2 separate regions of the Homo sapiens genome follow, and region 2 is linked to region 1. Evidence: read pairs that join two places in POLR2A ChIA-PET (ENCODE). Cell type or tissue: OCI-LY7. All regions are shown on one strand. Links, peaks and the distances in the headings refer to the core of each region. The heading gives the core; the rest is flanking DNA.

Evidence for each region. ChIA-PET counts read pairs that join two places held together with the same protein. Peaks named below come from ENCODE experiments on the same cell type or tissue, not always from the same donor. Only the 100,000 strongest peaks of a DNase experiment are listed, where the experiment ranks them.
Region 2: POLR2A ChIA-PET joins it to region 1 with 5 read pairs; 1 of 35 experiments calls an interaction of 5 or more read pairs at or near these places.

Annotation. Positions count from the first base shown.
Region 1 is chr1:24,773,868-24,779,246 of GRCh38, forward strand. The region is part of intron 1 of CLIC4 (chloride intracellular channel 4); the gene reads left to right. It also overlaps the pseudogene RNU6-1208P. Among named protein-coding and RNA genes, the nearest start is that of CLIC4, 31 kb to the left of the region's middle. In OCI-LY7, for the core only: CTCF peaks have their summits at 2,163 and 2,395; a DNase peak (open chromatin) is centred at 2,224; H3K4me3 peaks cover 1,169 bases; H3K27ac peaks cover 1,350 bases.
Region 2 is chr1:25,449,999-25,455,377 of GRCh38, forward strand. It overlaps MACO1 (macoilin 1), which reads left to right. Exons shown (of 11, transcript NM_018202.6): 4 at 4,261-4,384. Among named protein-coding and RNA genes, the nearest start is that of MACO1, 22 kb to the left of the region's middle. In OCI-LY7, for the core only: no CTCF peak of the experiment used is centred there; a DNase peak (open chromatin) is centred at 2,113; H3K27ac peaks cover 407 bases.

The DNA of each region.
Region 1 (5,379 bases), core at 88-5,087:
GGATTACAGGTGTGAGCCATTGCACCCAGCCAGAGATGCACTTTTTTTTGATGTAACCAAAGTGAGAATAATTATAAAGGAGCATGTTTCTTTTTTATTTTAATTTTAATTTTTTTTGTTGTATAAATGGAGTCTCCCTCTGTGGCCCTGGCTGGAGTGCAGTGGTGCGATCTTGGCTCACTGCAACCTCTGCCTCTTGGAGTCAAACAGTTCTCCTGCCTCAGCCTCCCGAGTAGCTGGGACTACAGGTGCACACTGCGACACCTGGCTAATTTCTTTTGTATTTTTAGTAGAGACGGGGTTTCACCGTGTTGCCCAGGCTGGTCTTAAACTCCTGAGCTCAGGCAGTCCGCCTGCCTTGGCCTCCCAAAGTGTTGGGATTACAGGCGTGAGCCACCACGCCCAGCTAAGTAACTTCTTTTTTAAATAAAATAATCATGGATTAATATAATAAAAACAAATTAGTGTTCTGTGTTTCTGAAATTAAGTCATTTAGTGCCAAACTTTCACATTCTAAATAGTTGTATCTGAAAATGTCTTGACTTCTCTTCCATTCTTTAAAGATGGTTTTGTTGGAAATAGAATTTTGAGTTGATTTTTATTGTTGTTATTGTTATTCTTTCAGCAATTTAAAAAATGTTCTTGACTGGGCGTGGTGGCTCATGCCTGTAATCTCAGCACTTTGGGAGGCTGAAGTGGAAGATCTCTTGAGCCCAGGAGTTCGAGACCATCTTGGGCAACCTAGTGAGACCCTGTCTCTACAAAAAATTGAAAAAATAGCTGGACATGGTGGCAGGTGCCTGGTCCCAGCTACTTGCGAGGCTGAGGTGGGAGGATGGCTTGATCCCTGGAGATCGAGGCTGCAGTGAGAGCTGCGCTTCAGCTTAGGCGACAGAGCGGGACCTTGTCTGAAAAAAAAAGGACCGAGGGCAGTGGCTCATGCCTATAATCACAGCACTTTGAGAGGCCAAGGTGGGTGGATCACCTGAGGTCAGGAATTCAAGACCAGCCTGGCCAACATGGTGAAAACCTGACTCTACTGAAAATACAAAAATTAGCTGGATGTGGTGGCGCATGCCTGTAATCCCAGCTACTGGGGCAGCTGAGGCGGGAGAATCGCTTGAACCCAGGACGCACAGGTTGCAGTGAGCCGAGATCACACCACTGTATTCCAGCCTGGGTGACAGAGTGAGACTCCATCTGAAAAAAAAAAAAAAGAAAGTGATTCCATGTTTTCTGGCCTCCATTACTCCAAATGATAATTCAACAGTCATTCAAATTATTATTTCCTTGTATGCAATGTGTTGTTTTTTTCTAGCTACCGTGAAGATTTTCTTTTTCTTCCTTTCTTTCTTTCTTTTTTTTTTTTTTTTTTTTGCTTTTCATTATTTCAATTATGATATACTTAGGTATGGCATTATTTGTATTGAATCTGCTTGATGTTCATGAAACTTGAATCTGTAAATTTGTCTTTTTTTGGGAAAATTTTGGCCGTTATTTCTTGAAATATTTTTTTCCTCATTGTCTCCTTCTGGAACTCTAAAATATAAATGTTTTAGTATTTTCCCGTAGGTCTTTGAGGCTCTTTTTTTTCTGTTCTTCAAATTGAATAATTTCTTGGTTCTGTCTTTATGTTCACAGACCTCTTTCTTTCTTCTCTCTCTCTTTTCTTTCTTTCTTTTCTCTTTCTTTCTCTTTCCCTCTCTTTTCTTTTCTTTTCCTTCTTTATTCTACTGTTAAGCCAATCTAGTAATATGAAAAAATAATTTAGATATTGTAGTTTTTAGTTCTAGAATTTACATTTTTGTGTGTGATTTCTTTCCCTACTGAGATTTCCTATCTTCCTTTATTTTGAGCATATTTTTCTTTCGTTATTTGAACATAGTTACCATAACTGCCTTAAAATCCTTGACTGCAAACTGTAGAATCTGGGTCATCTTAGGGTAGTCTCCTTGATTACTTTTTTTTTTTTTTCTTGAGAATGGGTCAGGTTTTTCCATTTCTTCTTATAGGGAGTAATTTTGGATTATATTCTGGATATTACAAATGATAAATGATAATTTATATATATAAATTTTGTTATGCCCGTCTTAAAAGCATTGATTTTCTTTTCTAAAGCAGGCAATTGATTAACTTACCTGAATTCAAGCTGCAAAACTGTCCCCCCATAGTAGGTGGCAGTGTACATTTCAGTTCAGTTCTCTTAGCTGGCCTACTTGGAGCCTGCTCTGTGCATGTGTGTTTCACGGATCAGCGAGAGATTTAGACAGATTTATGCAGATTTTAGGGCTCCCCTGTGCTGGTTCTCTCTCTCTCTCTTTTTAATGGTGTCTTACTTTATTTTCTTTGCAGTGGTGATGGTTGCTCTAGACTGTTTTTTGGCTTTTAAAGTCAGCAGAACTGTGAATTTTCCATTGGAGTTTTAGCTGCCCTACATGGTGCAAGGCTAAAAGATAAAACTTGGGGAAACTTGTCCAGTGCAGTTCCTTTCCTCCAAGTGCCAACTCCCCTCCAATATTTGCCTGCTTTTGTCACTCTCCAGTGCCTTCAGGTGTTTTTGTCTGGAAGTTATAGCTGTTATGATAGGCAGAGTTGATCCTATAGGAGGAACTGCCTGGTCTTACTAGAAGACTCAAACTTATTTTTTTAAAAACAGAAACCTTTAAATTTTAGAATAGTTTTAGATTTGTAGAAAAATTGCAAAAATAATACAGAGTTCTGAAATTTATTTTAAATGAAAGTATTTCTAAAATATATTAATGCTTCCTTGACTTTTGAAAATGCTGAGTTTGGCCAGGTGTCATGGCTCATGCCTGTAATCCCAGCACTTTGGGAGGCTGAGGCAGGTGGATCACCAGAGGTCAGGAAACCCTGTCTCTACCAAAAATACAAAAATTAGCTGGGCATGGTGGTAGGGGCCTGTAGTCCCAGCTACTCGGGAGGCTGAGGCAGGAGAATCCCTTGAACCCAGGAGGCGGAGGTTGCAGTGAGCAAAGATCATGCCATTGCACTCCAGCCTGGGCGACAAGAGCAAAACTCTGTCTCAAAAAAAAACCCGAAAATGCTGGGTTTAACTGCCAATTAATGTCAACATTCTGAATATAAATTCAGTAATGCAACAATGGCCTCGGGAGCCGTTGAGGCATGTAAGACTATTTTTGTCTTTCTGCTAAATGGCCTCAGCTATTGTGCTTTTCGAACCTAAATCTCCTTTGTGTGTGTGCATGTGTGGATGGGTGCATGCGTGCATGTGTGTGTGTATTTTGTATTTCTTCCTTTGCCAACTTAGCTCTATTGATGCAGCCCATTTCCGTTAATTTTCTATTGTAATTTGTTGTGGCTCAGTACACCAGATAAACTGTTAAAATTTGTTTGAAATAGGAATAAATGGTTTCAGGCCAGGCACGGTGGCTCACGCCTATAATGCTAGCACTTTGGGAGGCCAGGGCGGGCGGATCAAGAGGTCAGGAGTTCAAGACCAGCCTGACCAACATGGTGAAACCCTGTCTCTACTAAAAATACAAGAATTAGTCAGGCGTGGTGGCATGTGCCTGTAATCCCAGCTACTCGGGAGGCTGAGGCAGGAGAATCGCTTGAACCTGGGAGGTGGAGGTTGCAGTGAGCCGAGATCACGCCGCTGCACTCTAGCCTGGGTGATAGAGCAAAAAAAAAGAACAAATAGTTTCTGAGAGCTTGAATGTTGAGTTAATGAGTCAGGTACATCATCTTTAGTATCTGGTCTTGGTGACATTGGTGCCCAGAGGCCTTTTCTCTAGATGCCTGCTGTCAATACAATTGTCGCTACCTATACATGGCTATTCAGTGTTTGAAATATGTCTAGTTTGAGTTGAGATGTACTATAATTATGAAATATACACCAGATTTTAAAGATGTAGTACAAAGAAAAGAATGTAATAACTTTTTATGTTGATCATGTGTTGAATGATGTTAGATATATTGGGTTAAATAAAAAAATTTAATCACACTTGTTTCTTTTACTTTTAAGAAAATGTGGAATGCTTCACAAATTTGTGCGTCATTCTTGAACAGGGGCCATGCTAATCTGTTTTGAATTGTCCCAATTTTAGTATTCATGCTGTCAAAGTAAGTACTCTTTTTAAGTCTTCAATATGGCTGCTAGAAAATTTAATATAACATTTGTGGCCTACATTATATTGGTCGTAGCTCTGGCAATTTATCTTACTTGATAGTAGTGTCTATGAGTGAGATGGTGGTGGTTCTGTAAGAATCTTGAGATCAAGCAGGTGAGATTCTAGCATCTCCTTCTTTGCTCTGGTGTAAGAAACTATCATAGTGGTTGGTAGATAGTATGGACCTTGGAGTTTAAACCTCAGTTTTGACACTCCTCAGTTGTATGACCTATGACAAATTATTGAGCTTCTCTGAACCTCAGTTTCCTCATCTGAAACTCATATGAAACGAGGAAAACAACCCCTAATTTCATATGGTTATTGTGAAATACATAAAACTAGTTTTATATAGTGCATGTCAACTGCAAAATACACTACTCAATACATAGTAGCTTTTAACTTGTTTCTGGACCATTTTGGTAACATTTTGATTTATTGTAGTTGATACTTATAGGGAATATAATCAAGGTAGATCCAGACTAGGAAAAAAGGACTGTAGCTTTCGTCCTTTTTTTTCTTTCTTTCATTTGTTGTCATTCAGTTTTTTTCCACCACTAAAGAATATGTCTTTGATGAAGAATTTGTAAGAAAAAAGGATGGACCCTCTGTAAAAAGAAGAGATATTGCCTCCGGACAGTCAATATTTTAAATTATATGATTTATTAGTTATTCTGAAGAGATAATAGACTTGTTCCTCCTTTTAGGCTTTTGATAAGTAAATGTGAACAAGCAGAACTCGTTTTCATCATGGGTCTATTGTGCCTAGATGGAAAGTCTGGTCATTGTACATCTGACAGTTTGTTTTAAAAAGTGGTTCTGGCTGAGATATTTCAGATTTGATTTTCCTACAGATTAAAGCCTTTCTTTACATCTTCAGCATATACTTCAAGCAAGTAACAAAAGTACTCAAAAGAAACTCACGACATTAATTCCATTTGTTATTTCATCTAGTAGTTTTTGAATGACTACTTTGCATTTAGCATTTATTCAAAAGAAGTTCTATTATATTTAAGCAGTTTAACATTTTGGCACTGATTAGAGACAGTAATGAGATTATCATGTATAAACATTAAAAAAATAATTTTCTTAAATCTACAAAGAATAGAAAAGAAAAACATGCTTGTTATAAAAAGACAAATAGGACACAAGTATATAAAATTAATACCCCAGGCTGGGCATGGTAGCTTACGCCTGTACTCCCAGCACGTTGGGAGGCCAAAGTGGGCAG
Region 2 (5,379 bases), core at 150-5,149, 680 kb after region 1:
ACAGAGCGAGACTCCATCTCAAAAAACACACAACAAAACAACACAAAATAAAAAAAATATTAAGGGCCCTACCAGACCATCGCCTCAATCCCAAACATTGAACCTCTGCATTAGAGCCACACTGAATGAATGTAATCTCCCTTCCACGTTAACATTTCTTTAGAGATTTAAAGACACTGTCATAACCTCTTAAGTCTTTTCTGTAGGCAAGAACACCTCTGGTTTCATCATCTTTTCCTTATATATTTTAAGCACTTTCACCCTCCTCGTCTGCCTGCCTCAGTGGTTCTCTACACTGTGGCAGGTATGTTCTGACTAGAGTAGAGCTCCCTACTTCTTAGAGCTATACTTCTGTCACTTCAGACTAAGATCAGATGAGATATTTTGACAGCCTCAGCCCACCGTGAAAGCCAGAGCTTGGTATGCACTAGGATTTGAGGATTGGCTGTCAGAGTCAAATTTGTCTGCAAAGCTGCATGAAACTTGATTCTTGGGCCTAGCTACAACCTGTAGGATTTTGACCAGAGAGGGAGCACCAAATAATAATAAAAGCTGTCTGGACCAATATTCATCCTCTTCTCAGAACTGCTAAGATAATGATGTTGGCCCATGTAGAAGACACAGTTGAGCTGTATTTTTTAAAGTATCTGCTATGAGCATGATTTTCTCCATGTTTCACACTCTTTCATATCTGACTTGATTTATAAGCTACTATGAAGGTTCTTTAGTCTGCTTTCCTCTAATTAAAGTGATTTTTCTTCCCACCAGTTTTTAATTTGTATTTTCTTATCCTGGGCCTCAGTTTCTAGTGAGCTGCCTTTTACACTCGTCACTCTCCCTAGGTCTCAGCTTCTCTGTTATATAAAGGTGTAGTAATCTAAATAATGGCTAAAGAACCTTCCACCTCAAATATTCTGTGACTTTGATGAGCTGTGGCGATTTCTTAAATTTCTTTAGTAATATCTTAGTAGTGGAGAAGAAACTAACCATATAACTATTAATAGAACCTATTGGAAACTAGTTCAGTGGTTGACCCACAGGGCAGCAGTGTAGCTAATGTCATAAAATGCTACTGGCCCATCTTTAGCCCTAGGCTCAGAAATGCATATTGGAATAGCTAAGTTATGAAATATGTTTTAATTTGGGATGACTAGTGCTTAAACAAACGAAACAAAAAACTACTCTTATTGGGCTGACAAATATGAGTGCAATTCCTATAACTTGGGGTAGTTGTTAAAATTTAAAATTATTTCCTGACAATATTAGGAATGGTTGATGAAATTACATATGATTACAAAGAATAATATTGTAGCATAAGCTTTTTTCCTGGTGGTTAAGAGGGGAAAAAAACAGGATATAAAACTGTACGTACAATATGATTATTATACTTGCTCAAAAATGCTTTCAATGTGATTTTGTTTATTTCATAGATGTAGAATACAGGTATTTTGTCTAATTTTTCTATTTTTTTCTGTAATGTGCTTATTATGTTTATAATAACCTTATAAATTAATATAGAGAATAGGGCAGATAAATATTTGAAAATGCATTTTGAAATGATTTTGAAAATGCATTGTTCTGTGGGTTGCTGTTCTTCCTCCTACATTGTGAAAATACCTATTTTTGGGCTGGGCACAGTGGCTCACACCTGCAATCCCAGCACTTTGGGAGGCCAAGGCGGGTGGATCATTTGAATTCAGGAGTTCAAAACCAACCTGGCCAAAATGGCGAAACTTGTCTCTACTAAAAATACAAAAATTAGCCAGGCATGGTGGTGTGTGCCTGTAATCCCAGCTGCTCAGGAGGCTGAGGCAGGAAAATCGCTTGAACCCAGGAGGCAGAGGTTGCAGTGAGCTGAGATTGCACCTGTACTTCACTGCACTCCAGCACTCCACTGCACTCCAGCCTGGGCGACAGAGCGAGACTCTGTCTCCAAAAAAAAAAGAAAAAAGAAAAAAAAAAGAAAAGGAAAAAAAGTACCTATTTTTGATATGTTAAATTCATAAGAGTGGTTGAGACCATTAGCTGGCTTCACAGAGCATCCAGTGACAACTTCACTCAGGTACTAGGACTAAGGGAGGTTCTCCTTAGAAGCAGATTTAGTACTGTCTCTGTGAACTTGGGCCCAGTTTATTTAAACTCTGGGGTTTACTCTTCAACAAAATGAGGAAGTTAGACAAAATGATCTTCCTAGTTTGAAGATACTATGATTTTTCTTTAGTTTCATCCCAAAGATCCTTAGCAAAAAGCCTTCAGGTCACTGATTTTTTCCCCCTCGTGCCCATGTAGTCCACATTCATAAATATCCCGTTATTAGTCATGTCCTGATATAGATGGACCTAGCCTGCAGATTTTGATTCGAAAAGCCAGTGGACATTTGCCTTTATTTGCATCTTATTTTGTTGCAAGTTGCTTTTTCCTCCCTTGAAAATTGTTTTTAATTACAAAGGGAATATGAGTTTGTGCTTCAGAAAAAATTTTTTTGAACAGTACTTAAGTGTCAGAAACATTTCTTTGTCCTACAACTTGTTCTTACTTAAGGATTATTTTTTTTATGTCATTCCATGACAATGCAGATCTTCCTCATTCTTTAGGAACCTTCAACATATTTCATTATATAGATTTATCATAAACAGTTTCCTGTTGATGAACATTTAAATTCTAAATTTTTGCTATTGCAAATAATATTACGGTGAATTGTTTTTTTTTTTTTTTTGAGGCAGAGTCTCGCTCTGTTGCCCAGGCTTGAGTGCAGTGGCGCAATCTCGGCTCACTGCAACCTCCGCCTCCTGGGTTCAAGCAATTCCCTTGCCTCAGCCTCCCGAGTAACTGGAATTACAGGTGTGCACCACCATGCCCAGCTAATTTTTGTGTTTTTAGTAGAGATGGGGTTTCACCATGTTAGTCAGGCTGGTCTTGAACTCCTGACCTCGTGATCCACCCACCTTGGCCTCCCAAAGTGCTGGGATTACAAGCATGAGCCACCACGCCTGGCCCTACAGTGAATTTTTTTTTTTTTTTTTTGAGATGGAGTTTCGCTCTTGTTGCCCAGGCTGAAGTGCAATGATGCAATCTCGGCTCACCGCAACCTCTGCCTCCCGGGTTCAAGCGATTCTCCTGCCTTAGCCTCCCAAGTAGCTGAGATTACAGGCGCCTGCCACCACGCCCGGCTAATGTTTGTATTTTTAGTAGAAACAGGGTTTTGCCATGTTGGCCAGGCTGGTCTTGACTCCCGACCTCAGGTGATCCGCCCTCCTCGGCCTCCCAAAGTGCTGGGATTACAGGTGTGAGCCACTGCGCCCAGCCCAGTGAATATTTTTATGTATTTATCTCAAGACTCTTTTATGTTTCTATGGGGTAGATTCTTAGAAGTGGAATTTCTGGGCCGGGCACGGTGGCTCACGCCTGTAATCCCAGCACTTTGGGAGGCTGAGGTGGGCGGATCACGAGGTCAGCAGATGGAGACCATCCTGGCTAACACGGTGAAACCCTGTCTCTACTAAAAATACAAAAAATTAGCCGGTCGTGGTGGTGGGCGCCTATAGTCCCAGCTATTTGAGAGGTTGAGGCAGGAGAATTGCTTGAACCTGAGAGGCGGAGCTTGCAGTGAGCCGAGATCACGCCACTGCACTCCAGCCTGGGCGACAGAGTGAGACTCCCTCAAAAAAAAAAAAAAAAAAAAAGAAGTGGAATTTCTGGGTAAAAGAAAGGTACAAGTATTTAAATTTAAATATACTGCCAAATTGCTATCTAAAATGGTTGTCCCAATTTATATTATTGCCGAGTATGAAAATGAACCTTTGCCCATACCCTCCCTATGCTATTATCTGTCTTTAAAAATTTTATCTAATAGTTAAGAAAATGGAATCTGATTGGTTTAATTTGTATTTCTCTAATCAGTAGTTAACATCTTTTTCTATGTTTTTTAGCCATCTGTATTCTTTTGTGACTCGTAAATTATTTTCTTTAGTTAGCTTTTTATTGATTTGTAGGAGCTCTTTGTATGTCAGGGCTATGAATCCTTTGTTTTACATACATTGTAAATATTTTTTGCCAGGATGTTTGTCTTTTATTTTTGTCAGCGATTCTGTGGAATCATTTGTCATATAAAAGCTTTCAGTTTGGATCAGTTTGCCTTTTAATTTAGTTTAGGTGAAGGTCTTAATGAAAGTTACTGTCGTCAAATTAGTCTCCCAAACAATCCATCTGTTAGTTACTATATCGTTTATTAATGCTTGCCTCTCTGCTGCTTTCTCACAGAAAGGGGAGTGTGTTTGCCTACAGTGTCTCTCTGGATCCTCTTTGTTTATATTGAAGCAGCCATTAGATTTAAAGATCTCAAAAACTTTCATGTAGACCTTTGTCGTCCATTTGCTGCTCACTGGTAAGTATTACATAAATGTATGTGTGTGTGTGTGTATATGTGTGTATGTATATATATGTGTGTGTGTGTGTGTGTGTGTGTGTGTGTGTATATATATATATATATATTTTTTTTTTTTTTAGACGGAGTCTTGCTCTGTCACCCAGGCTGGAATGCAGTGGCACGATCTTGGTTATGCAACCTCTGCCTCCCGGCTTCAAGCGATTTTCCTGCCTCAGCCTCCCAAGTAGCTGGGATTACAGGCGCGTGCCACCACACCTGGCTAATTTTTGTATTTTTAGTAGAGACAGGGTTTCATCATATTGGCCAGACTGGTCTCGAACTCCTGACCTCAAGTGATCCACCTGCCTCAGCCTCCCAAAGTGCTGGGATTATAGGTGTGAGCCAGTGCACCCAGCCAGTATTATATATATTCTTTGTCTATAATTCATTTCACTGTAGAATGTTAAGTTCAACTGTAAATTTATTCTTAGAAATTTTACATGGATCCAGAAAGCAGTACAGCATGGTTGGAAAGACCATGAGCCCCCCCTTTTCAGGCAGATGAGTGAATCCCAGCTCTGTCCTCTGACAGCTTGTGTTGCCTTGTCACTGCCTCTAAGCCATGGTTTTCTTACCTGCCTCACTGGGTCATGGGAAAAAGGAACTGAAGTGATACATGTATTCAACTTAATGCCAAGCACATAGGTGTCTGATGAATGTTAGCTATGTTTATTATAATCAGGTAATGATTCCAGAAGGTCTTGATGAAATATATGGCTAATTCATGAAACTTAAAATAATTTAGAATTTCCTTAGCCTATTTATAAAAGTAAGAGAATATTATTAATAATTTTTGAATGAATATTATTTCTCTTTATGTTAATGAATATTAAGATATTATTCATTTAATCTTAACCATGAAACATTTTTGAAAAATGAGCTTGGTTCTTATTTAGATCTATTGTGGAACTTACCACCTAATGTATGTTTCTCCTAAACACACCAATTTTTAC